Regions from separate parts of the Homo sapiens genome. Here region 1 is linked to region 2. A link is a loop called in an ENCODE intact Hi-C map of the cell type or tissue named here. Cell type or tissue: GM12878. All regions are shown on one strand. Links, peaks and the distances in the headings refer to the core of each region. The heading gives the core; the rest is flanking DNA.

The links. Hi-C counts contacts between places; a loop is a spot of excess contacts. Peaks named below come from ENCODE experiments on the same cell type or tissue, not always from the same donor. Only the 100,000 strongest peaks of a DNase experiment are listed, where the experiment ranks them.
Region 1: it touches region 2 in a loop (2.3-fold over the local background); 1 of 110 quality-filtered maps calls a loop at or near these places.

The regions. Positions count from the first base shown.
Region 1 is chr20:16,059,752-16,075,908 of GRCh38, forward strand. No RefSeq gene overlaps it. Among named protein-coding and RNA genes, the nearest start is that of KIF16B, 510 kb to the right of the region's middle. In GM12878, for the core only: no CTCF peak of the experiment used is centred there; a DNase peak (open chromatin) is centred at 9,840.
Region 2 is chr20:16,427,377-16,443,533 of GRCh38, forward strand. It overlaps KIF16B (kinesin family member 16B), which reads right to left. Exons shown (of 26, transcript NM_024704.5): 13 at 2,487-2,606; 14 at 1,577-1,628. Among named protein-coding and RNA genes, the nearest start is that of KIF16B, 140 kb to the right of the region's middle. RefSeq lists an enhancer at 9,277-10,476. In GM12878, for the core only: a CTCF peak has its summit at 6,893; a DNase peak (open chromatin) is centred at 6,905.

The sequences.
Region 1 (16,157 bases), core at 7,673-11,672, 360 kb before region 2:
GGAAGACAATGACATCTCTATGGCTGAACACAATGAAGGTTGACTTGCAACACACTCCTTGTGAGTTGAGCAGCTTTCCTACAGGCTTCCATCCTGTGGTGCTGTTACCTTCAATGTGTGGCCTTCAAGGTCACCATGGAACAAGAAGAGAGAATGGAGATTGTTATCAGCCAGATACAGGAAACATTGTACATCTCCACTGCCCACATTTCACTGGTCATAACTCAGTCAACTGGCCCAACTTGATCTCCTGGAAAATGCAGTTTGCCCAAGCACCTAGGAAAACACATATGTTTGGTTATTACCTAGCATTGCGTCTACCTTCCCTCCTTTGAGTCATAGCTGTGGGCTGTGGACCAGCCCTCAATTTTCATTCCCCAAGACCATGTCAGCCACAGTGGCTTAGGGAAGAAGTACCACCTGGATATCTTAGATGCTCGTAGCAATCTCACACTGGGCAAAGAGCTTAATAGTAGAGTGGAAAAACCTGAATGGTGCTGTATGTTGCCTCGGACAGAAAGTTGAGGATGTAGTAAGATAAGCTTTTGCCTGGCCTTGTTGTCCTAGAACTGACTTTTTATTTGTTCTTAAGAACACCAAAAGAAAACATGGTCCAGGGGAGGTGTGTGTGTCTAATTTTTCTAAGTCCTAAAATGTGCAGATTTTGAACTTCAAAAGTCTTTCCCTGTCCAGAGATAGGCAAATGTTCCACCAGATATTCACCTATATTTTCCTTTATTGTTTAGAAATTCTTTGTGTTTGGGTGTGTGATTCCATTTTTTACACCTATATCTTTAAGGCACTTTGAATTTATTTCAGTAGTTGATATTTAGAAGGGAATGACTTGGTTGAGTAGCTTTAAAACTAATCCTAGCACCGGCTGGGTGCAGTGGCTCACACCTGTAATCCTAGCAATTTGGGAGGCCGAGATGGGCGGATCACCTGAGGTCAGGAGTTCAAGATCGGCCTGACCAATATGGTGAAACCCCATCTCTACTAAAAATACAAAAAATTATCCAGGTGTGGTGGCTCATGCCTGTAGTCCCAGCTACTCAGGAGGCTAAGGCAGGAGAATCATTTGAACCTAGGAGGTGGAGGTTGCAATGAGCAGAGATCACACCACTGTACTCCAGCCTGGGCCACAGAGCAAGACTTCTCAAAAAAAAAAAAAAAAAAAAAAAAAACCAACCAAACAAACAAAAAACTAGTTCTAGCACTAATTATGAAATAATACATCCAGATCTTTTTGCTCCAAGTTTATTTCTTTAACTTATACTTATTTTACATTTATACAAGGATCTATTTTCTTGGCAACATCTTCCTTTGGTTTCTCTAGTGCTATTCTGTTTTAATTAGTGTAATTTTAGAATATGTGCTGATGTTTATTAAGGCAAACTCAATACCTACTCTTCTTTGCTTTCAAATGTTCTTGGCTATCACTTATTGTTTAGTGGTCCAGACAAATCTTAAATTAACCTAATCACCTTTCCCTCCTACAGTCCCCGTTTTCTAATTCTCCCTCTCTCAGTATCCTCAGAAAAATGAATAAACCAGTCAGTTTAGCCAGCCCATGCTTAGTTTAAAGTGGGATGGCATCTGTTATAAATGCAGCTTCCTGAGATGTTCCAGAGAACAACATTTCTGTTCATCTCTGGTCTACTGACAAGGCTGGGCTGTGGTATGAATAATGATTGGTTTCTGAATATTCTGTTACAAAGCCTTTTCCTGACTGTCTTGGCCTCTGGTCTCATCAATCTCGTCTAAGCCGTTTGGTTCTGCATAGTGAGTCAGGAGGCAAAAGCTAGGTAAATATCACTGTGTCTTGAGTGATCACCCTCTTTAAGTAACCATCCGCTTTGTAAACAAATGCTGAAGGACTCAGCCGAGCTGGTCTACAGGACTCTCAATCTGCAGGCACGGGAATACAGCATTTGGTTACACAGGGCATAGATCTCGGTTATTCTTGAAGAAAACTGAAACAAGTTCAGCCTAGACTCGTTAGCAGCCTGGCCTTGCAAAGACTTACACACTGCAACCTCAGAGATGCTGAGCCTCTTTAAATGATCCAGGCCAGGGGGTAAAAAGTACTGTTTTTTTTTTTTTTTTAGTTTTTGGTGAACAGAAAGCATCATAATTATAGACAGAGAATGTATAAATAGCTAATGTGAAATAGCTCTTTTCATTGTTTAAATAGCTTCATATATAATTCATTTAATCTTAACAAAAATGATGTAGGTACTATGATTATCCCACTATACAGATAAGCAAACTGAGACACCAAGAGACAAAGTAATTTGCAACAAGCCCACCCAGCCAGTAAGCAGCAGGGATGTCATTTGAACAGGAAGTTTGGAGCCAAAGATTACTATCCTAACCACTATACTAAAGGCTCTCAAACTTGGGTCAGCATCAGAATCACCTAGAGGCCTTGATCAATCACAGATCCTGGACCCCAACCTAGAGTTTCTCATTCAGGAGGTCATGGGTAAAAAGCTGGGATTTTGCACTTCTAACAACTTCCAGGTGCTGCCACTTCTGCTGCTGCCCAGGGACCACACTGCGAACCACTGAAATGGTTGGCAGGTGTGGTCCCATGAAGGCGAAGCAGGATGAACAGACCGGGACAATGACTAAGCCCTGCAGCTAACTCTCAGTCTCTAAAATCAGAATATCTGTATTCTCCTAGTCCCTAAAGCAACCCAAAGCTGGCATTGCCTGCATGGTGCCAGCTTCCTCTTATTTCCATTAGGTTTATAGGCAGCTATCAAAATAGGAGACAGTATTAAGACCACTGGCTGCAGCATCAAAACATCTGGGTTTAAATCTCAGCTCCATAGTTTACCAGCTGACTTAACCTCTCCAAGACTCTGCTGTCACATCTCTAAAATACTGATGATCATTATTTATCACTTACGATTTTAATAAAGGTAAATTTTATACACACACACATTGCTTAGCATACAGAAAAAATGATGGTTAATTATTTTTATGAGAAAGAGGTATCTGATTCCCTTCCTTCCTCTCAAATACCAGCAGAGGTATTTATCTTTGAGAAGGCACTGCAGAAAGACTTGTCAGGGTCACGTGGGGCACTCAAACTTTCTTTACAGCTATAACTGTGACAAGGATAAAAGAGAAAATACACATACTTGACAACCTGCTCCCACCCGATCCTCATCTCTGAGGCCATTTTACTGTGTGCAGAAGAAACAGAGGAATTGGAAAAATGGGAAGTCCCCAAAGGAGGCGTGCAATTAACACAAAGGGAAGCCGGGCAACTGGTAAAAAAGAGAGATCACTTGAAATCATTTTAGTCAGCGTTATGAATGAAATATCCTCTCCAGCAATTATTGAACTTTAAAAAATTCCTTCTAGCTACAATTTCTTTCATTTATTTAACAAATATATATTGAGTCCCTGTTTTGTATCAGCCACTCCCCTGGGTTCTGGAGATGTAGGGATAAACAAAACAGGCTGATTCCCTCCACATGGAGCAGGGGAGGGTGATGTGAGGATGTAGGGGAGGAATTGAGCCAGACCAGGGGGTAAAGACCTGAAAGAAACGGGGATATAGCAGCATGGTCTCCTGAAAGAGGAGCATCTGGCAGTGGCAACTGCAAGAGCAAATACCTGGAGGCTGACTCGTGCCCACTTCCCAGAACTGCCGGGTGAGTGAGTGGGAAGTGGTGAGGACAGAGGGGTAGAGCAGAGACCACCTCCCATCATGGAAAGCCTTGTAGGAAGATAGGTTGCCACTCACAGGATTTTAAACGGAGGAGAAAAATGATCCAACTTTGAAAGTGACTCCATGTCAGTGTTGCATGAGGGAGCTGGGCTGACATTAATTGAGGTCTCTAATTTGGGACCTGGATATAGAGGTGGAAAGAGAGAAAAAGAGAATAAAAAACAGAGGTGCAGGAAAAAGACCTGGGGAGGGACCAAACCCGAGATGAATCCAGGTTCTGTCGACCGTTACTCTCTTCTCCAGCCTCTACCACAGTTTTCACATGACCCTAAAGGGTAATTTGCTAAGTATAATGGCCTCGTCCCCACTACATTGGATCAGAGTCCTCAATCTTAACTGCACATTACAATCATCCAGGGAGTTTTCGATTCTATTCTGCCCAAAAGCAAATTAAAGGACATTCTACAAAATCAACGACCAGTACTCTTACAAGGTGTCAAAGTCATGAAAGACAAAGATTGCAGAACTGTCCCAGATTAAAGGAGGAGAACAAGACAGGACAACTAAATGCAATGTGAGATGCTGGCAAAAAGCATGAGTGCAGCAATTGGCAAAATCTGAATAAGCTCTGTGGAACACGTCACTACATGCAATGTGGTTTTTTATTTTGATTATAGAACTGTGGCTATGCACATTATGAACACATGGGAAAGCTGGGTGAAGGATGCATAGTAATTCTTTGTACTCCTTTGTATCTTTTCTGAAAGTCTAAATTATTTCACAATAAAATGTGAAAAAAATACCACTGCTCAGGCCACACTCCAGACCCAATACATCAAGAGATTGAGGTCTGAGGTACAGGCACTTTTAAAAAGCTCTCTAGATGATTCTGAAGTGCAACCATGTTTGAAAATCACCATCTTAAAGTTTTAAAGCTTTCAGGGGGCTTTGCCTGAAAGTTTTCTTCTGCCCAGGGCAAAATGTCCGTGGGGCACACCAAGGCCCTCTCTTCTGTTGCTGTGTCAGCTCCTCCCAGTTTGCCTCCCTAGGCCCAAAAGGAACCTCTTGTAGGTAGCATCAGATATGAGGCCAGAAGGAGGGGGAATGTAATCATGCAGTCACAAGAGATGCATCCTTTGAGACTCTAGCGGAATCTGAGTCTTCCTCCTGGAGGAGATCTGCACTAAGCTAGCTAGCTATAGTTCCCAAGTCCTTCTCTGCCTCTTTGGGAAACGGAGAGAGATCAGAGGGTCTCTTAAAATCACCTCCAGCCTTGGACCAGTGTTCACCTCCACTGTCGGCTTTGGGATGTTTCTTTTTCCAACAATTTTATCTTATTGCTACAGAGTAGGATGCTCCCTTCCCTGTAGAAATTGGGAAATGCTAAATACCTATGTCTCCCAGGAAATTCAGCTGTAAGAAAATGAGGCTTAATCTGTTTTGATTAACAAGGAGGCAGCAAAAGGCTGACCATGCACTGGAGGATGCAGGAGGAAAAACAAAAGAGAGGTAGAAATGTGCCCAGAAAAGCAAAGGGAAAAATCAGGGAAGGTTAAGCAACAGAAAAAGATCTCTGGATTCCGATTCAATTTTAGTGATTGCAAAAACAAGGCTCTTGGCTATTTGCATATAAATGTGCTGGGGGCAGGGGAGCCACAGTACTCAGCTGTGCATTCTAACTTTCTCCTTAAAAATCTGTTCCCAAAGCAGCTGCAGAAATCAGCTGCAAATTCCAAATCTAAAAATGAAAGTCACATGGTTGAACTTGGGAGGAGGAGAGGAGAGGAGGGAGGAAGGGCACCACATGATGCTCCAATTAACCCATTGGGGCCTGGAGCCCATATGCATTGCCTGGGAGCTTTAAACACCCAGATAATTAAGCTGCACCCTAGAGCAATTAAATCAGAATCTCTGGGGGTTGGGTCCAGGCATCAGCGTGTCTGGAAATTTCCCAGGCAATTTGAATCAACAACCTTAATTGACTCTAGAGCAGGGGTCAGTCTGCAAACTGTTTCTGCAAAAAGCCAGGTAAGTAAATATGTTAGGCTTTGTGGGCTTTTCAGCCTCTGTTGCAACCACTCAACTCTGCCATTGTTCAGCCATAGATAACACTAGTGGATGTGGCTTAGGCAATGCATGTATTTATAAAAATAGTTTGCAGCCCCTACGCTAGGCCCTTGTTATCCAAAGTGTGGTCCTTGGACTGGCAGCAACAACATTTCATGGGAGCTTGTTAGAAATAACTAAGCTCCAAACCCACCCCAGAACTCTCCTGAGTCAGTCTGTTTTTAACAAGGTGCCAAGATGACCACAGCACATTGAGGTCAGAGAAGCAGCCATAAGGTGAGTGACACTGAGAGGTGACCAGCTGTGGGAACCCCAGAGAGCTTGGCTGTCTTGGAGCACCAATTCCTTTGTCTATAAAACTATCCTTAGTACTCCGGGTGGTCCATGTATTTAAGGGGTATTTTACCTGTATAAGGACTTTGAAAGGTACAAAGTACTGCAGGAATGTGAATTGTTGATAATGGCAGCAAAGGCCCTGGCTTCTCACCAGTGAGGGAACTGTCCCTTAAGCAGGTGCTCCGTCATCACTCAGGACAAGGCTGGGAAGGCCTGGCCAGCACAGGCTCTCATCTCAGAGGCCAAGACACTTAAAGGCCAGTCTCTGCCAAGCCCACCATTCACAGCCTCACAACTGCAGAGCCCAGGGGCAATGATTGTGAGTTTAAAGAACTCAGCCTTGGAAAAGGCTGGTGAGGCTGAATGCCACCAACCTGATTTAGTCACTCTAACATGTGGCTTCTATCCCCACCCCATGCAGGGAGGTGGCCTGCTAGCTATCGCATCCCAGTGCATGGCACAGGATCAGAGCTCAAAAATTATTACTGAGTAAATAGACACAGAGGATCAGATGCTGAATGTTTGGTGGCATCAGTCTTTAGGTCCGGAGTATCTGTAATTGACTAGTGACCTTCATATATCAGCATGCAGAAGGGGCCGGAGGTTTTTATTTGTTCCAAATGAAGTGTCTCTAGTTCCTTTGTTGTACAAAACTCTGACAAATGACAACAGAAGCTCTTTTCTTTTTTTTAATCTGTTGCTAGGGGCAGATGGCCTGAGGGTCTGTGTCCTGGCCCATAAGGGTTAATGGGACTTCCAAAGGCGCTTCAAGTACATTGTGTTTTCCTGAAAGCCTGGGCTGAGGCATTGAGAAGGAAGGTAATGAACTGAGGAGCTCTCTCCAAGTGCCCGTCTGCAGGTCAGCTGGGACTAGCCTGTTGTCAGAGGATGTTTGCCATGTCCTAGAAAAATGCTCTCCCTGCAAAGTCCTGCCAGTGATTAGAGCATGAAGGAAGTGTGTACACACCGCTTCATAAACCCTTGCACCTGCCTCTGAGGTGTCTCTGTGGAATGCAGTTTTGACACATCTTGTGTAGTGGACTTGGAGAGAAGGCACGAGGGGACATTACAAAGCACTTGAGGTCTGGGATGATGCCCTGGACCCTGGACATCCGCAGCCAGAGGAGCTAATGTGGTATAGAGAACTATTCCTCAAATCTATTGTGCAGATGCTTCACCTGGGAATCCTATTAGACTCCAGTCCCCGAGGCTGGGCTGAGAGTCTGCATCGCTAATAAGCACCAGGTGCTGCTGCTCTGTGGCTCACCCTTGGAGTAGCCCAGGCATAGACTTGTCATTACAATATCTGGACTAGTTCTCTTCCTCAGACTTCCCCCAAAACATAGGGTGTAGCAGGTGTATCTTCCAAAGATATCTCTGTCCTCACAATGTGACTTTGACTCTCCTCCCATTGCAAGGTAGGGCCTGCATGCCCTCTTTTTAAATTAGGCTGGGCTTCCAATACCAAGAAGTAATACTGTGACTTCTAAGGGTAAGTCATAAAACGTGAGGCAGTTTCCTCATGGTTCTCTTGGGACCCAGCCACCATATTGGGAGGAAGCCCAAGCATCATCCGTGGAGAGGCCATGGGGGCCATTTGCCCCTTGGCCCTGCAGAGCTCTCAGCTGACAGCCAGCGTCAACCTACCAGCCACATAAGTGAGCTGTATGTCTAAAAACTCCCCAGATCCATCTTGGAAGGGGATTCTCTGTCTCCCATCAGGTTGCACCAACTGAAAGTATATGGAGTAGCAATGTACCCACTGATCCCTGCCCAAATGGCAGGTTTATGAGCAAAAGAAATGATCCTTATTCCTTTTAACCTCAAAGTTTGGGGGTATTTTTAAATGCAACCATAGTGTTTAAAACATAGCTTTAACTACTCCCTGGGTCTTCTTTTCACTCTGTATTTTCTTTTTGTACAATCTGACCACTCCCACTATTTAAATTATTATCTGCTTGGACCCCCCACCCCGTCAAGCTACAGAGCTGTATATCTAATTGCCCACCAGATATTCCCAATATACACAAATCTTTCTCACCTCCTCCATCCTCTTCCCCCCTCCACTCCCAAACACCTTCCTCCAAGTTTATTTGGTGCTGCCATCAATTTGGTTAATTAAGCCAACATTTCCTGACCCCAACTCCATCAGGTTGGTATTGCCATCAGATTGACACTCTGGTTTCTGTTCATCGCATTGCCTTCTCATGGATGTTCACTACCTGGGCTTATACACTCACTGTCTCCATCCTGAGATGTTCCAATTATTCCTGGGTGCATCTATCATTTCTTAGACACACAGTCACTATCCTCCAGGCTATTACCTCAGTGACCTTAGCTCTCCCATTCACTGACTCCCTGTTGTTTTGAGAATGAAGTCTAAGAATTGCATGGAATACCTCTCCTTCGTGGCTTGGTTCTAGCCTATTGATCATATCTAGTGCCCAGCAGTAACTGCCTTGCTCTGAGTTGATGCCTTCGCAGTCTCAAGCTTCATAGTCCCCTAGATGCACCCTGCCCATTCATCTGTGTATATCTTTGTACATATTTTCTCTGGCTAAAATTGTGCTTCTCATGAGTCCTCCCATTTGACTTGTCCTTCTAAACCCAACTCAGACACCACCTTGACCATGAAGCCCTTTCTAACCCTGGGTCCTCTCTCTCGTTATGTCTGTACACAGTTCTGTTGTTTGCCCATATTTTACTGCAGCTCGTCTATTTACTTGACTCTCTTTGCTTCTAGACTAGTGCTTCTCAGACCAATAGTATCAGCATTATCTTGGAAATCTGTACACCGTTCTGCTGTTTGCCCCCATTTTACTGCAGCTCACCTATTTACTTGCCTCTCTTTGCTTCTAGACTAGTGCTTCTCAGACCAACATCATCAACATCATCTGGGAAATTTTTAGAAAAGCAAACTCCCAGGCCCTGCCTCAGACCTACTGAATCAGATGTTCTGGGGTTGGGGCCCAATAACATGTGTTTTGACAAGCTCTCCAGGAAAGTCTGGTGCACACTGAGATATCAGAACCACTATCCTGGATCAGTTGGATGGAAATTAGAATCACCTGGCAAGTTTTCAAAAATCCCACTCCAACTAAGCTGGAGTTGCTGGGTTTGGGACCCAGGTCTCAGTATTTTTAAAGCTCCCAGTAAATTCCAATGTGTAATCACGGTTGAGAACCTTGCTGTTAGATCGTTTCTTCTGAAAGTGTAATCTCCAGACCAGCAGCTTAAATAAGCATCAGCTGAGAACTTGTTAGACCCACAGACTTGCAGATTCCATCCCAGCCATACTGAATTAGAACCTGCGCTTTAACAAGATTCCCAGGTGATTTGACTGCCTGTTGACATTTGAGAAGCATAGTCTTGTACACCTCTGTATACCAGCCCCTAGCAAAGAGCTTGGAACATAACAGCCGCTTGATAAATTCTAGAGAAATTTTAATAACAATGTCTATTCTGATTCTCATGGTCTTGAAGAATAAGATGGAAACTTATGGTAACGTGCTTTGTAAACAGCTTTATAAATATGAGGTACTAATATTAACTGATATATGAATTCATTATGTCACTCATTCCAAATATTCAATGAATGCCTACTATTTGACAAGTATGGTTTTAGACACAGAAGATATTGTAGTAAACAGGAAAGGTCAAGACTTCAAAGTCTAGTGGGAAAGACAGATGTTAAACACTTAATTACATCACTAGTTAAAAATATACTTTTGATGAATGCCACAAAAGGGAAGTAAGCCATGTTGTGAGCACACATTGCAACCACCTCCCTGTGTCTCAGTTGAGGAGTTTTACTTCTCTGAGCTCCCTACAAGGTGCAGTGGGAATATACCAGGGAAAATCAATGATTCAAGTCAAGAGACTTAGAAAGATTTGGATATAAGACTTTGACCAAGTAAGGTTTCTTTCAAAGCAGAGTCTGAGACAAGGATGTGGGTACAGATAGCTTATGTGTGAGGAGATCTCATGAAACAGAAATGGGTGAAAGGAAAAAATGGAACCCAATAAAGGGAACATTAGTGAGAGGCTGGGGGTCAATACTATTGGGGACCCTTGGGGAAACTGGGTAAGACATACTTCATACTTCAGAGTCATCCCATGTGATGTCCAGGAAGTAGAAGCGCATTTATCCAATGACTTCAATTCCTCATTGATTGAGGGTTCCCAGGGGACATGAACTCTCCTAAACATCCAAATTATATTTCTGAGTAGCTGAGCTACCTCACTGAAATGTGGTTCTTTTTTAAAAAAGTAATTTCAACTTTTATTTTAGGTAGGGGGTACATATGCTTGTTTGTTACCTGGGTATATTGTGTGTTGCTGAGGTTTGTGATATGATTGAACCCTTCACCCAGGTACTGAGCATAGCACACAATAGTTAGTTTTCTAACCCTTGCCCTCCCCACCTCTTCCTGCTCTTGTAGTCCCCAGTATCTATTGTTGCCATCTTTATGTCCATGAATCCCAGTGTTTAGCCCCCACTTATAAGTGAAAACATGTTATATTTTGTTTTCTGTTCCTGCATTAATTTGCGTAGGATAATGGCCTCCAGATGCATCCATGTTGCTGCAAAGGACAGGATTTCATTCTTTTTAATGGCTGCATAGTATTCCATGGTATATATGTACCACATTTTCATTATCTAATCCACTGTTGCTGGTGTCTTTTTGGGAGAATGATTTATTTTATTTTGGATATATATCTAGTAATGGGATTGCTGGGTAGAATACTAATTCTGTCTTAAACTCTTTGAGAAATCTCCAAACTGCTTTCCACAGTGTCTGAACTAACTTACCTTCTGCCAACAGTGTATAAACATTCCCTTTTCTCTGCAGCTTCACCAGCATCTGTTGTTTTCTGACTTTTTAATAGCCATTCTGACTGGTGTGAGATGGTATCTCACTATGGTTTTGACTTACATTTCTCTAATGATTAGTGATGTTGGGTTTTTTTTTCATATGCTTATGGACACTTATTTGTTTTATTTTGAGAAGTGTTCATTCATGTAATTTTTAATGGGGTTATTTGTTTTTCACCTGCTCAATTCCCTATAGATACTGCATATTAGACCTTTGTGAGATGCACAGTTGGTGAATATTTTCTCTCATTCTGTAGGTTGTCTGTTTACTCTGTTGATAGTTTCTTTTGCCATGCAGAAGCTCTTTATCTTAATTAGGTCCCACTTGTCAGTTTTTGTTTTTGTTGCAGTTGGTTTTGGGGACTTAGTCATAAATTCTTTCCCAAGGCTGATGTTCAGAATGGTGTTTCCCAGGTTTTCTACTAGTATTCCTATAGTTTAAGGTCTTAAATTTAAATCTTTATTCCATCTTGAGTTAATTTTTGTATGTGGCAAAAGGTAGGTGTGCAGTTTTATTCTTCTGCATGTGGCTAGCCAGTTGTCCCGACACCATTTATTGAATATCTCCATTGGTTATTATCATTTTCATTGACTTTGTTAAAGATCAGATGGCTGTAAGTGTGCAGCTTTATTTCTGGGTTCTCTATTCTGTTCCACTGGTCTATGTGTCTGTTTTTGTACCAGTACCATGCTATTTTGGTTACTGTAGCCTTGTGGTATAGTTTGAAGTCAGATAATGTGATGCCTCTGGCTTTGTTCTTTTTGCTTAGGATTGCATTGGCTATTCAGGCTCTTTCTTGGTTCCACATGAATGTTAGAAAGTTCTTTATAGTTCTGTGAAAAATGACATCGGTAGTTTGATGGGAATAGCATTAAATCTGTAGATTGCTTTGGGCAGTGTGCTCATTTTAATTCTATTGATTCTTCCAATCCATGAGCATGGAATACTTTTCCATTTGTTTGTGTTAACTATAATTTCTTTTAGCAGGGTTTTGTGGTTCTTCTTGTAGAGATCTTTCACCTCCTTGGTTAGATATATTCCTAGGTGTGTATGTATGTATGTATGTATATATGTATGTATGTATGTATGTATAGGCAGCTATTGTAAATAGAGTTGTGTTCTTGATTTGGCTCTCAGCTTGAATATTATTGGTATATAGAAATGCTACTGACTTTTGTACATTGATTTTGTATCCTGAAATTTTACTGAAGTCGTTTATTAGTTCCAGGAGACTTCTGGTGGAGTCTTTAGGGTTTTCTAGGTATAGAATCATATAGACTGCGAAGAGAGATCATTTGGCTTCTTTTTTTTCCTATTTGGATGCCCTTTCTTTCTCTTACTTGATTGCTCTGGCTAAGACTTTCAGAAAAGTGGTTCTCAAACTGTGATTGCCAGACCACCACCAGCAGCCACAGCATCCCCTGGGAACTTGTTAGAAATGCAGTCTTGGGTTTCATCTAAGACCTACTGATTCAGAATACCTGAGGGTGGAGCCCAGCAATCTGTATTTTTAAAAGCTTTCCATTGAATTCTGATGTCCACTGAATTTTGAGAATCATTTCAACTTAAGTTTTCAAACTCTTAGAAAGGCCTTAGGCATAAAAGAAGAGTTACCAGGAATTGAAGTGTTTAGCTGAGACTGTCCTGAGAGGGGCAACTTCAGGTGAACTCAGATGGGTCATGGGGCTATGGGCTAGAGTAGCAACCACATCCACCACAGTCTGCCTGATTTAACCTCATGTAATCTAGGTTTGTCCATTCACCCACGCAAGTATTTATTCAGCCTTTACACTTTGTCAGGTACCATACTTAGTGTTCACAGCCTATTAAGAATGAGACAGAGATGTCCCTTCCCTCATGAATTTGTAGTCTAATGGAGAAGACAGTGTATGTGATCTGGTCTGAGAGGTCAGGACAGGTTCCCTGAAGGTATCCAAACTTTATCATTCATCTGAATCACCAGTGGATTGTGTTAAACAGAGAGTCAGTTAAATAGGATTGGAGCGGTAGTATAGGAATCATATTTTGAGTAGCAAGGCCCTGGAGGACACTTAAGCTGAGATCTGAAGAATAACCAATAGATAGCCAGGTTAAAGATAGGTAGACCAGCTGTTCTCGTTTGCTTGGCACTAAGGAGTTTCCTGGGATATAGGGTATTAAGTGCTCAAACCGGACTGGATGGCCACCTGGGAAAAAGGGTGAAGGGATGAGGAGGAGTAAGCCTAGGGTTCATGAAATCCTTGAGGTGTGCTATGGTCTGAATGTCTGTATCCCCCAAAATTCATATGTTAAAATCCTAACCTCGAAGGTTCTGTTGTTTATAAGCCACCCAGTTTATGGTATTTTGTTATAGCATCTTTAGCTGACCAAGAAAAGTTGAGAAAAGCATGCTGTGTTGTAGAAATGGAATAAGCAAATAAGACTGGGAAGATGCCAGAAATAGTGTTAACATCTGGACATCAACAGTCTGCTTTAGCCAAGCTTATCAGTCACTTCGGAGCAATCCACCTGCAGCTGACAATTTCTATGCTTTATCTCCAGCTGGATGTTTCACGAGGGCCTCCATATGGAAGTCCCTACCACATGGAGATATTGATTGACCACTTGAAATATGGCTAGTGCAACTGAGGAATTGAACTTTTAACTGTATTTAATCTTAACTATAAATTTAAATTTAAATTGCCACATGTGGCTAGTGGCTGCTATATTAGACAGTGTGGGTACAGAGAACAGATTGATTCAAGATAAGCAAAAGTGGATGCTAGCATACCAGTGGGACAACTATTTCAGGACAGAAATGATGTTGGTTTGAATAAGGTGTTGGCAGCAGGAAACAGAGCAAAATAATAAACCTGGCTTAGACAGGAAGAAAACATGAGGGATGAGAGAGAAGAAGGAGTTAAGGATAACATCTAGGTGCCTGGTTTGAGCAACTGGACATGTGGCAGAGCCATACACCATGGAGTGTCAGGTTTGGAAACAGCATAAGGAAGAGATTGACTTTGAAGTACTCACAAAACATTCAAGGCAGATGTAGAATGGAAAGTTCCATGTGTAGGTGAAGAGCTCAGAAGAAAGGTAAGGTGGACATCTAATGTTTGTTCTACTAGAAACAGTCACCCCCTGGCCCCAACCTGCTGGTTTAAGTAGGGATGTCAATATCTTCATGTAGCCCTCACTCCTCCTGAGTCAAGGAATGAGGGGAAGACATGATGTGAACTGGACCACAGGCCCCTAACTACCACGATGGCCCAAGGATGGGCAGCTGACCCAAATAGAAGTTCTCAAAGCTCTTCCCAAAGCTTGCAGCTTGAAGTCAGAAAAACAGACACTCAGACTCTTAATAATTAATCAACTAAATATATGGGCATTTCCTTCTTATGAGGCACCCTACTGGACTCTGAGGGAGTAATAGAAATACATAGACCTTTGCCTTAAAAAGCTCACTGTCAATTTGGAGGAAGATAAACTGTTAACAAAAGTTCAACAGCTATAAAACTGGAGGCCACTGCAACAGATGACAGACCTGAAAGTATAGTGGGGTCTTTACGTTACTTTCTACTATATTCTCCACACCCAGTAAGTTGATAAAACTCGTCAACTCTGTGACAAAATACCTGTTAAATTCATTCCTATTTTATAACCTGTAAAAGTCTGTTTGTAATTATAAATGAACACTATCACAATGAAAAAATAAAACCAAACATTTTTAAATACCCAAATCATCGAATAAGATTAACAGAAAATGCCATTCAGTAAATAAATAAATAAGCAAGCCTAGGAGAAGGATTGCTAGTAAATTGGGTCTTTCCTACTTAGATTTTTCTCTTTCAACTCAAAGCCTTTAAAATACATGGTAATTAATCAAAACCTTAGTTTGTGTTAACATTTTTCTAGAAATAAGTCCCCATGTTAAAACCCTCCAGTGGCTCATATCACATTTGAGAATAAACTCAAAATTCCTTGTAATGGCTTCTAACATCATCTATTCTCACCATTTTCCTACCTCATTTCCCACCACTCTCCCTCTCATCTTTACTTTCCACAGTCCACCTACACTGGCTGTTTTTGTTTCTAGAATGACCTCTTCACTTGATAAAGGATTCTTTTCCCAGATATTTTCTGTTCTCAGCTTAAAAAGACACACTCGCTCACTCTCTGTGGAATAACCCTGATTTATTCCCCTTCGTAGTACATGACCTATTTAAGCATGTGTCCACTGTTTATTTTCTGTCTTCATTAACAGAATATAATCCCTCTGGTAGCTGAGACATTGTTCTCAAGAGTTCAAAGTATTCCTGGCACATGGTAGACCCTCTAAGCAATAGCGGATGGGCAGGAGGCAAAGGGTTTTATCTTGAGATGTCTCTTATCTTTTACATGGGAAGAGTAAACTCCCTAAGAGACTTCCCTCATGCCTCATTGGTTCACATTGGATCATGTGTTGATTTCTGGACCAATCCATGGGAAAAAGAAATAGTATTATTGTGAATGGATTTGACCTACCATAACTCATTCCTATGGAGAGGCTAGGCTTCCTGGAAATCAATGGATTATCACTCACTACCTAAAAACAAAGTTATAATTCTATTAGCAAGGAAGAAGGAGAGATGACCATTGGGTAGGCAAAGAGTAGAGTTGGCCATTGTGCAGGATGTCTCATTTCCATGTTGGAGTCAAATCTCTTTGAGTCTATGAAGACTATCTTTGCATATCAAGCCTATGCAAGGTTGTGTTTTCTGCAAAGCCTTTGTGATAGTTATTGTTATCAGGTGTATGTGCATGAGAACCCTTCCTTCATGGCCTTCTCTGGCTCCAATTTTCAGGGTTTTAAATCAGGTAACTTCATTCTGATTCTGACAACTTTCACGCTTCTCTCTTGATCAAGATCTTAACTCTGAAGCCATTGCTGATTAATCATTTTGTAGTTAGGTTTTAATTGTTCCTCATTGCTGGAATGGACCTGTCCTGGATTGCTGGTCTGATCCCACATCAGAGGGAGTGATTAGTGGCTAGGTATCAGTGTAAAAACAAACCCTTTTAGCCACATGTGAGCTACAAGAGAGGCTTTGAGGGAGTGGCTTTCAGGCTAAAGCTACGTGGAGCCCATTGTTAAGTTCAGTTGTGTTTGTTTCATAGGTGTTGGTTATTATGTCAAAGGGCTGGGCCAGTATTACTCTGTTAGAAGTTGT
Region 2 (16,157 bases), core at 4,778-8,777:
TTTATGTTTAGTGAGAAAACCGAACTTCAGGAGCTCATGACGTTCAATGATAGGACTGGAAGATCCTTAGAATGTTCTTCAAGGGATCTGGACATTACCTGTGTAAGAAAATCAGTTCTGGGATGTTAACTCATTTCATCTTTGGGGAGAAAACAGTCGAGTAACTTGTTTTAACTGAATACCATGGAGTTGCCCTGTTTGATACTGAATAAATTTCCTCCATCAGCCACCCAGAGGCCACAGAGAATAAAAGCAAAAGTGCTCCATGGGTCGAGGACTTACTGAGACCTCTGCACTGACAGACACTGCACTCCAGGAGCAGAAACCCAAGGTGAACTTGGCATGACATGAATCTTGAAAAGCCCAAGAGGCCTTCAGAAGCCATACTGAGATGCCTGTTGCCTGAGCCTGTGTCAATTCTGAGACCTCTCAGGGCATGCAGCTGCTAAAGTTTATCTATTCATGTATAACTCTCCTAGATTCTTGTTTGAAGAATGGTCAAACACAGATATGAACACCTGTCAAATAAGCCTACATGATTTTAGGCACAGTTCTTGGCTAGCGTCTTGGGAGTACAAGCCAACTAGTTTCCACTGTCTCTACAAAATTGCACTACTGATCTCTGATCACAGAAAACGTGTGTTCTTACCATCATTTATAGCTACCCCAAAGATCAAACACATAATTTAACAATTAGAAGAAGAGGCCTGATGCCTACTTCTACCCAAACATAGGTGAATCTGGGGACTTCTAGAAAATGGTTTTTATCTCTCTCAGTCTCACAATAAATAGTAAATATTAGGTTGGTGCAAAAGTAACTGTGGTTTTTGCCATTACTGTTGCACCAACCTAATACATGTAGGAACATACTAGGATTGGCTCCATTAATAGCTTACACTTGGCAAGCAGGTTCATTGCCAGCAATTCTAAAAGCAGCTGAGACAATATAATTCTTCCCCTGCCAATCCCTATCTTGCCACACACATATACACACCCACCACCACCACCACCAGTTGCCTAAGTTATGCTCTTAAAGCCTGTAAGGACCTCATCTGTGTAGGCTAAGTCACTGATTATTTGCGTGTCTTGTGAAGACTTTCAGGAAACCTAAAAAGCCATGCTTCCACATGTGTGTATGCTGTGTTTTCTCCTACTTTCTGTTGTCATCTTTGTGAAGACAGTGCCTACAACCCTCTCCTTCAAAAGACCTACATCTTTTATCTGTGTCTGTTGGTATATTTCCATCAATCATTGTTCCATTGTGAGACAATGTAGAGTGATTTAAGTAACTGTGTTCCTCAAAGACCTGACAAGGAATGGAATGTAGGGTGGGAGAAAGGGTTTATTGGCCCACTTTATTCACCAAATTAGTTGTTCTGCATTATTCATTTGAGTTGTATTCTAAATTACAAAAATATATATACACACATATATATACGTACATACTGACCAACACTGTACTTGAAAAATAATTTAATTTTCTATAATTACTTCAATGTCAGTCATTCGAAAAAGTTCTTCCTTGAATACAACCTTAAAAAATCATTGGGAACAGATCACTGATAAATATGCTCACCAATATCTTGCTCCGTGGAAGCATCGTCTCTACCAACGTATGTCTGACCTTCCTGGGAAGAAAACCCAAGCAAAATGTATTAGTAAGAAGAGAAGGAATAGCTTGTTTCTTCATTTTTCATTGAAGCCCAAACAACATAGTGGCCAATGGGATGAACAACATCCTGGCAGGCCACAGCTTCAATGCATCGAGAGCTCCCCAAGGCTCTGTAAAAAAGCCCCAGTTGTCTGGAAAGGTTTAATGTACAGCAATGGTGAGGCCCTGCTTTGACAGCGTTAAATACTTTGCTCATGACAGGAATATCACTGATGTTCCTGATCCTTTCTGGGGAGGTTCTCCAGTGGCCAAGAGATTCTTTGTGTCTAAAGATATAGTTTATGTAAGTCTGCAAAACACAAATGCAGTAGCATTCTCATTGTTAAGTTATGGGTCAGAGAGAGGGCACTAAAGTCAAGGTTACAGGGGCATCCATTAATACTGATGTGGAATTCTGTACTCCCAAGATGAACTGTCTGCTTGGAACCAAGCCCAATAATGCAGGTGAGAAGCACAATTTTATAATTGCCACCAGGGACCAGGAAACTGTACATACAACAAAATCCCCCCAGCTGTTTACAACTTTTCTCCTTCAGTCTGTGTGCCTTTTTGTTCCTTACCTCCCTCTTACTAATCCTACAGAATAGAGGGCAAATCAATGGCTCATCATTTAACTTTAGATAACAAGGGAACTTTAAATACCAAAGAATCCCAATGAGCTTCTGAAAATTCCCAAAGGGCTCAAGGATTTGTTGTATATTCTTTAATTTAATTTAGTTGTGTTCATGACCATAGAATATTATAATAAACCTAGTTAGTGTCTAATGGAGAAACTGGAAACAAAATTAGAATGTTCCACTTAATCAGTTTCTACCTTTAAATGATATAAGATGATTCCAGTACTCAAAAGGTCATCATCGATGCCAATCAAATGAGGCAGTTCAGAATCCAAAACAACTCCAATCCCTTCTTTCCTGAGGGCTAGAGTTTGTTCCTGAAATTAAGAGGAAAAGAAAAAGAAAAGGTTACTTTGGGAAAAGAGAACTTCAAATTAGGTGTTCTTCAGATTGTCAGAATGGGCAATATTTTATTTCTCATCTAAAAAACTGCAAGAAAAATGGACCTTAAACTTCGTGTTGAAATCCTGGCAGGTAATAAGCAAAGTGAACTTGGAACTTATAAAAAGCGAAATATAAAACGAATTAAACTCATTGCCTGATACATAACCTCTTCAAAGCAAATCTTCCTTCAGAAAGGTTCTAGGAACATCCAAACTACAAAGTAAACTTTCTCACTCTTCAGAGCCTTTATGCCATTTAATATCAAGATGTTGCCTTAGTTGATGGCTTTTCTCTCTACTTACCATGGTTGAACTGTGCATGGTCCTGAGAAGAAGCCTTCCTGTGCATTACTTACCTTGCACCAGAGGAACCTGGTCCTCTGCCTCCTGTGCCATCAACTTCTCCTATCCACTGGATCATTCCCTGCTATACATTAATATGAATCTGCTATTCACCTCCCATCCCCAAACCCCACCACGTCTTTTGGCCTTGCCTCTCCTTATAGCTACCACCAATTTCTCTGTGCCTTTTAGAGAAAACTACCTCCAAAAAGTTCCCTATACTTTCAGTTCTTCAATTCCTTCCCTCTTACTCTCTCTTGAACTCCCTCTATGAAGGTTATTGTCTTTGGGACTCTTCTTTACCGACACTGACTCTCCTGATGGTCTCCTTCTGTCTCTTGACTTGACCTGCCATCTAGATGCTGATGACTCTCAAATTGCATCTCCAGGGCAGATGTCTCCCTTAAGTCCCATACTCAAATGTATACCGCATATATGAGTATACTGTGTGTGTGTATGTATATATATATATATATGTACACCAACCCAACTCAGTTTAGCTATGGAGATGTCAAACAGGCAGCACAAATTTAACACATTAAAAAAAACAAAAAACAAAAAACAAAACAAACAAAAAAAACCTTGATTCTCTCTGCCTCCCAAACCTGCAGACTATCCCATCTCAGTAAATACCAACCTTTCCTGTTTGGTCTAAATACCATGCTTACACTTTGCCCCTTTCTTTCTCTAAACTCTACATATGTAGTATTAACTCTACCTTCAAAATATGCCCAGAATCTGGTAACATCAAGCCACCCGCAGCACGTGCCTCTGGCCCAAACCATCATTGTCTTTCACCTGGGTTACTGTGATAATCTGGGCCACCACTCATGTCTCCCGTGATATACACTCAATTCAGCAGCCAGAAGGCCATCAGGGCAGGTCACTCTTCTGCTCAGGTCCTTTAAATAGCCTCCCATTTCAGTGAGACAAAAGCCAAAGTCTTTGTGATGTTCTACCAAATTCTACCTGATCTCATCCCATGCTCACTCACTCTCATCTTCTGCCGCTCTCCCCTTTGCTCACTCCTCTCCAGGGATAGAGGCAACTTGCTGCTCTTCAAACTTGCCAGCCTGCCCCATCTCAGGGATGCACTCACTGCGGTTCCTACTGCTTTTGTGGTTGCTGTTTCCTCTGTCACTGCTATCCTTCTCTTCCCCTACAGTAGGGTTTCTGGACTGCGGCACAGTTGTCACTTCAGACCAGGTAATTCTTTATTCTTATGCACAGTAGGATATTTTGTAGCACCCCTTGCCTCTACCCAATAGATGCTAGCAACACATCTGAGGTTCTGACAACCAAAAATGTCTCCAGACATTTGAGAAACATTGCCCTAGACACATATATAACATGGCCCCTTCCTTCCTTCAGGTCTCTGCTCAAAAGCCACTCTCCCCATCACCCCATACAAAATAGCAACCACCAATGTTCCTCATGGTGATTTCTCTCCTTGGGAATGGCTATTAGTGTGTATATATATATATACATATATATATATACTATCCATTTATATGTATACGTATACACACACACACACACACACACACACGCACAAGTTTATTACCTGTCCTCTGGCTAGAATGTAACCCAGCACCTAATTTCATGTCCCACTCATCAATTAATATTTGCCAGAGGAATGAATGAGTGAGTAGACACACAGAGTTCAGTGGAATGCAGAGGGAAGGTCAGAGACAACCCTCCGGAAGAGAATGGTAGGCCTTATCTTGACATCAGGCCCATCTGACCCCAGACAAAAGACCTCTAAAGTCAAGCTTCTGGGGAAGTCTGAAGTAGAAAGCAGACAAATTCCAGAAGGTTGAAGGTAAAAATTGCAGTCTTGAGGTTGGGCTGAACCAGGTTCAGACTAAATCATGTACAAGAGCATGACATTGTGCTCCATGACTGTACGAGCAACAGAAAACCCAGTTCCAACCACTAACTGGGGATCCTGGTCAGAGATGCTCCTGGAGAATCTCCTTCCCTCCCTGACTCCTATAGTCAAGACGCAGTGACCAAGACACACCTCTGTAACTCCAACACCCAACACAGCCCTAAACATAAATACGATTCCTTACAATCCTGGAACCAATAAATGTACTCTGTGTCATTTAAGTATTAAAACAACCTACGAAGTCTACCATTCGCTAGGTGATGGATTCAGAACTTCTCAAGCTAGTGTAAGACCATTAAAGCAAAACTCAAACCCTGTAGACAAGGGAACTCCTGGGAGGTTTCTGGGGCAGGGAGGTGGAGAGAGAGAAGTCCCTCAGGCCTCTGCAGATATTTACATTTCAAATGCACACTGAAGACCTGAAGTCATGCGAGAGGGCGGTGAAATGAAGTAACAACAACAACAAAAAAAGGATGGCTTAAAAAAATAAAAATAAAAATCACAATGTGAAAGAAAGCAATTTAATTTAACAACCATTAAATAGATACGCAGAGAAAATGACCAATGCATAACTTAGTTTCAAGAAAAGGAAATGAAGCGTGTCATTGTTCTTCAATTACCACTCTTATCAGCCAACCTCCCATTCCATGGCTCAGAACCTCAGGCTTTGAGGTCGGAGACTTCAGTAACATTGATTTACTATAGCAAGGAATATGCAAATCTCAGCTAAACTGAGCACTCTCCATAAGCTAACCCCTACTCCTACCTCTCGGATATTAGCAGAATTCATGTTTTTTCCTCCTGACCATGAAATTAAAGCAGAAATGGGATGTGATTTTTTTAAAGACATATATTACAGGGGAGAATTTAATCACACAGCTCTATTTCATAAAATGATGTCCTCATGGGAAGGTTTGGTAGCTCTGAACTGTGACCAAACTGCACACACAGTCAGTAGCCCCATGGCAATGAATTATTACAGGCCTCTAGGTCCACATGAAAAGGAAAGTGACCATTCTCGTAAGTCCACAGGCATGTGTATTTTCTTTCTGTACAGAAGTAGACAATAACCCCCCACCCCCAAAAATGCAATATTTTAAACTTTAATAGCTCCCACTCAAACTACAGAAAGTGCTTTGGACTACATCCCAGTTTCGTTTACTATTCTTTCTTTTTTTAACCATTGAGAAACACTTTTGTTTTTCCTTGAAATAAGATTTTGAAAGGCATTGGAAATTCATAGTTTCAAAGCCATTAGGTCAAAAGTCTTACTTGTTCCCACCCATCCCCAGCATGTAGACACACACACACACACACAGAGACACACACACTCACACACACACACACTCACATACACTTCCATATATATAATGGGTAAAATCTGAATTAAGAGAAAGTTTTCCAGGATTGCAAGTGGGGAAGGATGAATTTATGATTAATGCTGCCCTAAAGCTCTATGACATTCAAGCTGCATTCAACTACATGATATTATAAAAGTGTCACCTCATAAAACTGGAAACGAGGGTTTAAATCATTGCTCAAGCGAAAAAGTAATTTCAGACAAAAATATCTATCACGTATAAAATATTTATTGAGTGGCATCTACTGTTATACATAATTTATGAAATACCTCTTGGATAAGATGGAATACTTAACATAGTAGAGTGGGCCACCCTCCCCCAACTCCAGACACAGGGTCCCAAAGAAATCAATGTAAAATATGTATACTTGCATATATTTTACATTGAAACAAAGATTTTGGCAACCATGCTTATTTGGATTAAAAAAAAACCCCACAAACTGACTAAAATTGTCAAAACGTAGCATCAGTTTATTTTAAGCATCCTGTTCACAACATTTACAAATGATATGCTCCATATGTTTTTCTTCAACCTCCAGGCATCTATTCAGGTGAAATCCATCTGAATTTAAAACACATGCCCTTTGCTGGGACTCTCACAGACTCACTTCTGCCCCTTCCGGTGGCTCTGGTGATTGCAGGCAGGGCTGCCCAGATCTCGTGGGAAGAAGACCACAGGAGGACTCGGCTCAATGCGCAAGGCCCGTGTAACCACCGTAATGGTTTATGAGAGTAAGCAGGGAGTCTAGCTCTTTTAATCACAACCACATCCTTAGTGCCCAGCACTCTGCCTTACAAAAGTCAACAACTTTCTTGAATAGATAACCGAAAATGATACAAAAACTTACCAACAACAAAAATCTATTTTTTCCCCCTCTTAGAAAGTCTACCTGGGATCTAGATTGTACTTGGAAAAAACTGGGAAAAGTTTGACAGTGTGTCTGCCCCACGTAAATTAAGATCTCTTTAGGAATAAGAATTGCGTGTCTTCACAGAGTATGTTAGGTGAATATAGCTGCACCAGGCACACAGTAGTCACTCAGTAAGTGCTGATTATTTGGTTCTATAGGGAGTGATTTCTAAGTGGCACTTTTTTTTTCTGAACAGACAAGAATGAAATGTCAGGATCTTTTTGTGAAAATTTATGTTACAGAGAATTATATATTTCACTAGCGAGTAGAATTTTGTAGAGTTGACTCACATCATAAAGTGCACATAATTTCTGCAACCCTGACTACAAACACAGCAGATGTCTGGGGGCTGGGGGTTGGGGACAATCAGGGCTTAGAGCACATGCCCAGTGTGGCTGTGAGGATGGGGGAGGAAGTCAGATAGCCAGAAAGACGTTGAAAAAAAATAAAATTATCCTCTAGTAAAACTACTTTTTAACTTAAAAAAGTTGTATGTGATTTTATTTAAATTTAACAGAATGAAACTATTTCAACCATGTTTCTTTATTATTAATATAAGAGGTATTTCCTAAAATATCCTTGTAAGTCAAGAGGTTATGAAACATAATCACAGTGCATATACATTTTTCATAAGTGTTTCAGTTTTAAGCACCATTACCTGAATCTGTACCGGTTTGAGAACGTTGCTTCTTGCCTTGGCATCTGAATGACATCATAGCTGTGTCGATTTTGGGCCACATGGTGCATGTTGGGCAGTATGGTACTTACTTTCCTCAGAAGGTTAAAGACATGGCTCCACTCTTTTCAAAGCTGAATGCTACTCTAAGAAAATTAAGCTAGTCTGACTTTTAGTCCACAGCAGATAATTTGGTTTTATGTCTGGATGTTTAAAGAGTTTCTTCTTTATCTTGAAATTCAATGGCTTAATTAGGATAGATCTCAGTGTTGAACATCCTCTACTCTATATTTTCCTGGAACACAATACATTCTTCTGATCTGCAGACTCAGTTCTTTCATCTACTTATTTTTCATTTCACAAAGCTTGTCTTGTTTTATTTTCCATTTTCTATTTCATTTGTTGACCGTCTACTTCAAGAACACCAATTGTCCTTATATTACACTGGTCTTTGTCTTCTATTTCTTTCAGTTTCTGATTGCTTTACTATCTTGATCATTCCATTTGTGTTCAATGGGCCTAACAAGCCTTTATTCTCTTAGTAATTTGATTTTCAGTGGGGTCTATTCTTTTCCTTGATATTTTCTAAAATTATGTATTAGTCCTGCAATGATGTTGTTTTGGGCCTCAAAGGCTTTCTTTATTCTACAATCTTTCTTTTTTCATCTCACTTTGCTTTTTATTACCATCTTGCTTTGTTTATTGAATTCATGTTTCTCATTCATTTGTTCTACCGAATGAAACAATTGTAAGGAATTCCCTTCTCTCCCATGAAGTGTGATTTCATCTATATTGGGATCTTTTATCTTTTGCGTGCTATATTCCTCTTCTTTCTTGTTCTCTACCAGCCCATCTGCCCATCTATGCAGCCACCCATAGCTATAGTTATGTTTATATAATTGTTCTACATTTTTTTCATCTCGTATATGCTTAGGCGTATCTGTGCAAATATTCCATGTGCCCTAACATAGGATGGGAAACTCCTTGATGCTTGCCTGGCCATATCTGTGACGTTTCTAGTTGACTGAGTAGTCTGCAGTCCACCCACTTTTCTCTAGCCAGATGGAATGACAGAGGGCTAGGAGGTCTCACCTGAGGCACCACAGGCTTTGTTTGAGGCCCAGCCCTCTCTTCCTGGGCTCCCTAATGATTGGGAAGGGGTCCTCTTCCCAGGGGGAGGGAAGGGGCAGGATGCCCTCGAGCTTCTTAATGTTTCCCCAGGCCTTCACTTACAAGAGAGAGTCAGCTCAGCTCTCACTTCATTCCAGTTACCACCACTGGCCATCACTACTACTCTTCAGTAACAATAGGAAAATCAATTCTGTTCCTCCAATTTGAAGGTACAGTGGGGGGTATTCTGGAATCATCACTGATTCAGCTTCTCAGGTGCAGGTTTAGGAATATCCCCTTCACAATCTTTCCTTTTCCCCAGCAGCCACTCATGATCTTTTCTCACATGCTTCTCTTAGTGACTTACAGCAGTATTGCTGCTGCAGGCTTGTATGTTTGCTATGCTTTCTATTATTTCTTCATTTATTTGAAATCTGTGATGGAATCACCAACTGGTTTTTTAACATTGAAGACAAGAATAGCATTAAAAGGCTACAAAAAGGAAGGATGAAAACAGCGGTACTCCAGGTTTTAGGGGATTTCTTGAGCAAAGATACAAAGGCTAAAAACATGGGCAAACAGTCATCCCTTGATATCCATGGAGGACTGGTTCCCGGACTCCTGAGGATACCAAATCCAAGAATGCTCAAGTCTCTCACGTAAAATGGCGTAGTACTTGCATATAACCTATGCATATGCTTCTGCATACTTTAAATCATCTTTAGATTACTTATCATACCAAATACAATGTAAGTGTGATGTAAATAGTTATTATACTGTATTGTTCAGGGAATAATGACAAGAAAAAAGTCTGCACATGTTCAGTACAGGCAGAACCATCATAGGTCTAACATATCATACATATCAGCAATAGTACAGCATTTTCTCAATTTTTTTCTAATATTTTCAATCTATGGTTGGTAAAATCCATGGATGCAGAACCTGCACATATGGAGGACCAACTGCATACACAAGGAACCACTGGACATCCAGTTTAGCTGGTAAACCTGGAAAAATGGTCTGGCAAGCGAAGCAGATGGGTCACTATTTGATTCAGAGACTGGGAAGGCATTGACAATTTTGAAAACAGAAATTGGTTGCTACTTCATCAGATGAATCTGGCAGGATGTATAGGGTGAATAAGAACAGAGTAAAAAGGGGGATGGGATTAGAATGGAAGTGACACCCCTTGAGAGTCACGGGACAGGTATGTGGATTCTATGTGACTAACAGTTTCGGTTGATGGACATTAAGTAAAGACATTCTCCTCAAGTGTTTTACTCCTCTTAATGAGAAATACGGAAATTGGAGAACTGCAAGAAAATCTGATAGATGCCAAAAGATTTTTATTGCTAGGCAAAAAATATACTTATGTTTCCTTGTAATACTTTCCAGGGAACTCAGTAAGGAGGTATTATTCATGTGTGAAGAATCACTCATGAATTTGACGAGCAAGTGGTGTCTAGTAACTTACATGTTTTTAATAATGTACAAATGCTAAAAGTCGTTATCAGCTGGGCGTGGTGGCTCATGCCTGTAATCCCAGTACTTTGGGAGGCTGAGATGGGCGGATCACTTGAGGTCAGGAGTTCAAGGCTAGCCTGGAAAACAGGGTGAAACCCCATCTCTACTAAAAATAAAAAAAAATAATAAAAAAAAAAAAACAGGTGTGGTGGCGTGCACCTGTAGTCCTAGCTACTTGAGAGGCTGAGGCAGGAGAATCGCTTGAACCTGGGAGGAGGACGTTGCAGTGAGCCAAGATTGTGCCACTGCATTCCAGCCTGGGTGACAAAGCAAGACTCCGTCTCAAAAAAAAAGAAAAAGTCATTATCAACAAAAACCAATTAGCTCTGAAACCCTGAAAGTAAGCAACAAGCTGGCGTTCATCCAGAAGCTACTGTTTCTCATACAGTAGGCCCCCCTGTATCTGAAGTTTTGCTTTCCCCGGTTTCAGTTACCCAATGTCAACTGTGGTCCAAAAATAGGTGACTACAGTGCAGTAAGCTATTTTGAGAGAGACTATTAATACAACTTTTATTACAGTATAATGTTATCATTGCTCTATTATTAGTTATTGTTCATCTCTTACTGTGTCTAATTTATAAATTAAAATTTAGCATAGGTATATACATATAGGGAAAAACAGTGTATATAGGGTTCATATTGTTTGCAATTTCAGGCAACCACTGGAGGGCTTAGAGTATCTCCTCTGCAGACAAGCGGGGGCCTATTGTATTCTATTTTCCACATAGGAAGAATCATGTCCATCTAACAAAGGAGAAACAGTCACCAAGATTACTAGGAAGTCAGTGAAGCTCTGTCAACTGCCTCAACCACCATCCTGCCTTTCTCCTCCTTTGGTCCATAAAACCCAAGCAAGCTATGATGAAAAGATGTTAAGAATCTCCTTCATTCTCCTCCAGGAAATGACTTTTTTATTTTTGCTCTGTTCCCAGAGAGTGACGACGTGAATAAAAACAATACTGGTAGGCCAGTAACATGTTCTACATCCCTGCAAAGTTGATTAGTAATATGTAATCCTTCAGGTAAGGGCTCTATTAATTATGTTCTATGAATCACAATCAGATTTAAAAACAAACAAAAATAAAACAAAACAAAAACAAAAAAGAGAAGGGAAGGAGCGGTCTGTGAACGTTAACAAATGGAAATCCACTGGGGATCAGCCTCTGTCAGAACTAAGCTCCAGGAAGGAGGAGGTTCAGGTGGGAAGGCAGAGTTCACAATCCACAGCTTGGGAAAAAGAATCAAGTGGGTCAGCCTAGAAATCACCTTTGAATCCTCTCTGTGCTTCAGACTTCACAGAGCTCTACCCGCATGATATGGTCAGAATCATCCACAACTTTCCATCTCCACTGCTACTGCCCTGGTCCCAGTAACCTTCACAGCCTGCCTGAATCTCTGATATCCCCCAATCGGTCTTTTTGCTTCTCTTGCCACCCTACCATCTACTCTCCATATGGCAGCCAGAGCCACCTTTTCAAAATATCAAGAGACCATGCATAAAACACTACAATGGTTTCCCACACGTTTGGAATAAAATGGTCACCATATCTCACTTAATCTTGCCCCTGCCCACCTCTCCAACCTCATCTCCCCTTCACTTTCTACCTGACAATCACAGCGGCCTCCTCATTCCCACTGCAGGGCTTCTCCGTGTGCTGTTTAGTCTGCCTGGAAAATTCTCCCCTAAATCTCCATAGCTTGCCCTTTCTTGTCAGTCTGTTCTATTCGGGACCAAAGACACCAATGAGTGAGATTGTATTAGTCCATTTTTGCACTGCTGACAAAGACATGCCCAAGACTGGGAAGAAAGAGGTTTGAATGGACTTATGGTTCCACGTGGCTGGGGAGCCGTCACAATCATGGAGGAAGGCAAGGAGGAGCAAGTCACATCTTACATGGATGGCAGCAGACAAAGGGAGAGCTTGTGCAGGGAAACTCCACCTCACAATACCATCAGATCTCTTGAGACTTATTCGCTATCATGAGAACAGCACAGGAAAGACCTGCCCCCGTGATTCAATTACCTCCCACCAAGTCCCTCCCACAACATGTGGGAATTCAAGATGAGATTTGGGTGGAGACACAGTCAAACCACATCAGAGATGAACAAGGTCCCTGCTCAGACAAAGCTTATTTCCTATGCAAGTAACTCCACCCCTACTCCCAGACACACTCTATCACTCCACCTGGCTTACTGTCTTTACAGCACTTAAAGTGATCAAAATTTCTCATACATTAGTTTATTTGCTGTCTGTCCCTGCAGAAAGCAAAGAATAGGTCCAAGCCAAGATGTCAATCCCAGAGAAGGAGAGGTCAGGATGGGGTCAGTGAGAGCCAAACTATTAAAAACAATACCCAAGGCCAAGACCGTCTCTTATCAGTCCCGTTTTTAATGCTCCTTGCCAGTCAAAAGCAGCCCTTAAAACTCAAAACAATAGTTAATATGGCCAGAATAAGCCAGAAGTGAATACAGGAATTTTAATATTTAGTTCTAATAAACTATCATCATAAATAATTTAATAACTGTCCCCAAAATCTGTATCTAGCATCACATCAGACAGGCACCTATGATGTCACTGAAAATGAACTAAAAATATAAAAGCCTTGCTTTTTCCATGACTTTAAAACAATCCATATTACAATACCTATGGTTAAAACACACAAGCGCGCGCACACACACACACACACACACACACACACACACACACACACACACACACACAGGTACACATTTAGAACCAATGAGGAAGAGCCACAGGACTCACCAGGGCAGAATTAGGAGAAGAAGGGTCTGGCTACCACCACACCATGGCACCAACAAACCTAAATGTCCTGACATTACTGGCAGTCAGCCCCTAAACAGTAAATACAATTAATACTGCCCTTTTAATGAACAGAAACTCTTGGGGCAGTTCAATTTCCACTACACTTCCCATTGCAGAAACATCGATCTTTATTTAAATGCCAAACAGCTAAGTGTTGGCACACAGTTCAGAGAAGATGCTGTGTGGATCTTTTGGATGAAACAGTCCTCTCCGCTGGCTGAGCAAATCATCGAGATGTCAGGATTTAAATTATGCAAAATGCATAATACCAATTAAAGAAATTACGTGTGAAAATATGCAAGAGCAAATTTCCTCACATTAATATTTAACTAGACTTTTTAAGTAGAGCAGCATCTTCTGATCACAAGTACTTTAGTATATTTCACCTACATGGAAGACCAAAATATTCAGGATGGTTCATCAGAAGATTCTAAAAGGGCATTTTCTGTATAATACAAACATTAACACGAGGTAAAACAGCTAACGGAAAGGATTACTTTAAGTGGGATGTTGTGGCCCAGAAAGCATCAGTCTGACATTGGCCTTACACTTTGGTCTTGTAAAGCTGGCCCGTTCTTGTTTCTCACCCACGGAAATACGTCATGCTCATCTTCACCCTCCGGCCTGTGCTCTAGTAATAATGTCCTACTAGGACAACCCTCTGATTCCCAGTTACAAATGTTTCCCCTTCCCCAGGAGTCAGTTAGAGCCTACTCAGGACTACTGTGGCCCCTTCCTCTGCACTGACCAGTTATCAGGCCTAATCGCATGGATCTCCGTCAAACACAGATCAGTGACTTTACATTCATGCACTGCTTGTTTCTCCCGCTAGACCAAGAAGCTTTCAAAAAATTGGTATTTTTTGAAATGTCAAAATATCAAAAAAATATCAGGCTTGTGCCCACACCAGATCCTCTGAATGAGCATCTCAGGAGCAGGATCCAGGCATTTTTTTAAGCTCTCAGGAATTTTACATCCAGGGTTGGGCTATGATTTTCTGTATCCTCCAAATGACACCTCTATCCTGCTGGGTGCACTTTGAGAATGCTCAAAAGGGCAAGTACTGTGACCTAACTCCTTCATTTGCCAGCTACCTTCTTCTGTGATTCATTCAACCAACACCTAACGACCATCTGCTACTTGTCAGGTGCTAGTCTACATTAGGGATATATCAGTGAGTAAAGCAGGCACCCTCTTATATTTTATCTATATCTGTCTCTGTCTTTAGATCTAAGTCTATATCTGTATTATATGGAAAGATCTATCTATATTACATTAAAAAATCTACAGATATACAGTCCTGCATCACTTAACAACGGGGATGCATTCTGAGAAATACATCACTGGGTAATTTCATCACTGTGCCAACATCTAAAGTGAACTCAGACAAATTGACATGTGGTTACCAGAAGCTGGAGTGGTTGTAGGAGAGGGTTGGGGAAATGTTGGTGAAAGAATGCATATTTACAGTGATACAGAAGGAACAAGTTCAAGGGATCTACTGTACAGCATGGTGACTATACTTAATGATGATATATTGTATTCTTGAAAAATGCTGAGAGAGTGGATGCTAGGTGTTCTCACCACAAAATGATAACCATGTGAGATAATGCATTTGTTAATTGGCTAGATTTAACCATTTCACAATGTGTGTGTGTGTGTATATATATATATATATATAAAATAGGTGCCTATCTAATGCGATGCTCAGTGTATATATATACATACATATTATATATATATACATGATGAATATATACAATTTTCCACATCAATTTTAAAAATAAATAAATTTGATAAATCACACCTTGAAAAAAAATTCTATGACGGAACTTGTAATGGTGTCTTGGCATGATTCTGTGATGATAAATATATCTGGATTCCTAGCTTTTTTAATTACACAGAAAATAAAATATTAAAGCCAAAATCCTCTGGTTTATCTCTTTTGCAAGCTACTCTGCACCATTCTTTCACATAAAATTGGAGTAGGGTGGGAGGAGAACCACCAGCAGCGGCAAAATGAGGTCTTCTCTAACAGGTGAGATGTTAGAGGTTAATCCCTAAGCTTGGTGCACAGCCTTTGTTTATTTCTTAGCCAGTTGAGGAGCCAGTATCATTATCAGAAGGGAATTTAGGAAAAAGCAAGAAGGTGATGAAGAATGAGAGGGAGGAAGAAAAGAAGGAAAAGGAACAAACTTCCAGCTTCTCACAATTCCCTTCTGAAAGACGTACACTGCCCATGGCAAGGCACGCTGGTGAGTAGGTAAAGACCATCCCCTAATGAGTAGGCTCCTTGCTTCTCCTAGGATATGGGTTAAGTAACCCCAATCTGAAAATCCAAAATCCAAAATGCTACAACATCCCAAATGTTTTGAGTGCCAATGTGATGATCAATGGAAATGTTCACTAGAGCATGTTGGATTTCAGATTTCCAGATTAGAGATGCTCAACCAGAAATAAAACCTGCTTTTTATGGAGAAGAGAGAATATAACCCCCTTCCACCTTGTATTAATCAAATATTCACTCCAATCACTAAACCCAAATTTGTCTAATAAATCAAACTGTTCAAACTACTGCTTATGCCATGAGTAATGACAATATGTCAAAGAAAACACTGGTACAGAAGGGAGTTTCTTCCCTGGCTGTGCAGTAAACTTGGTGAAAAGGAGGGAAACCACAACCCAGACACAGGACAGGTGACTGAATAAATTGTCCTCTATGAACCCAAAGAGTTAATATTTTGTAAAACCATCTGCCACTCAAGTCCTGTCTCATCCCGTCCCTTTGAGAGTTCACACCATTTATATCGTAACAGAACACTTTACATGAACGCCAGCTCCAAAGG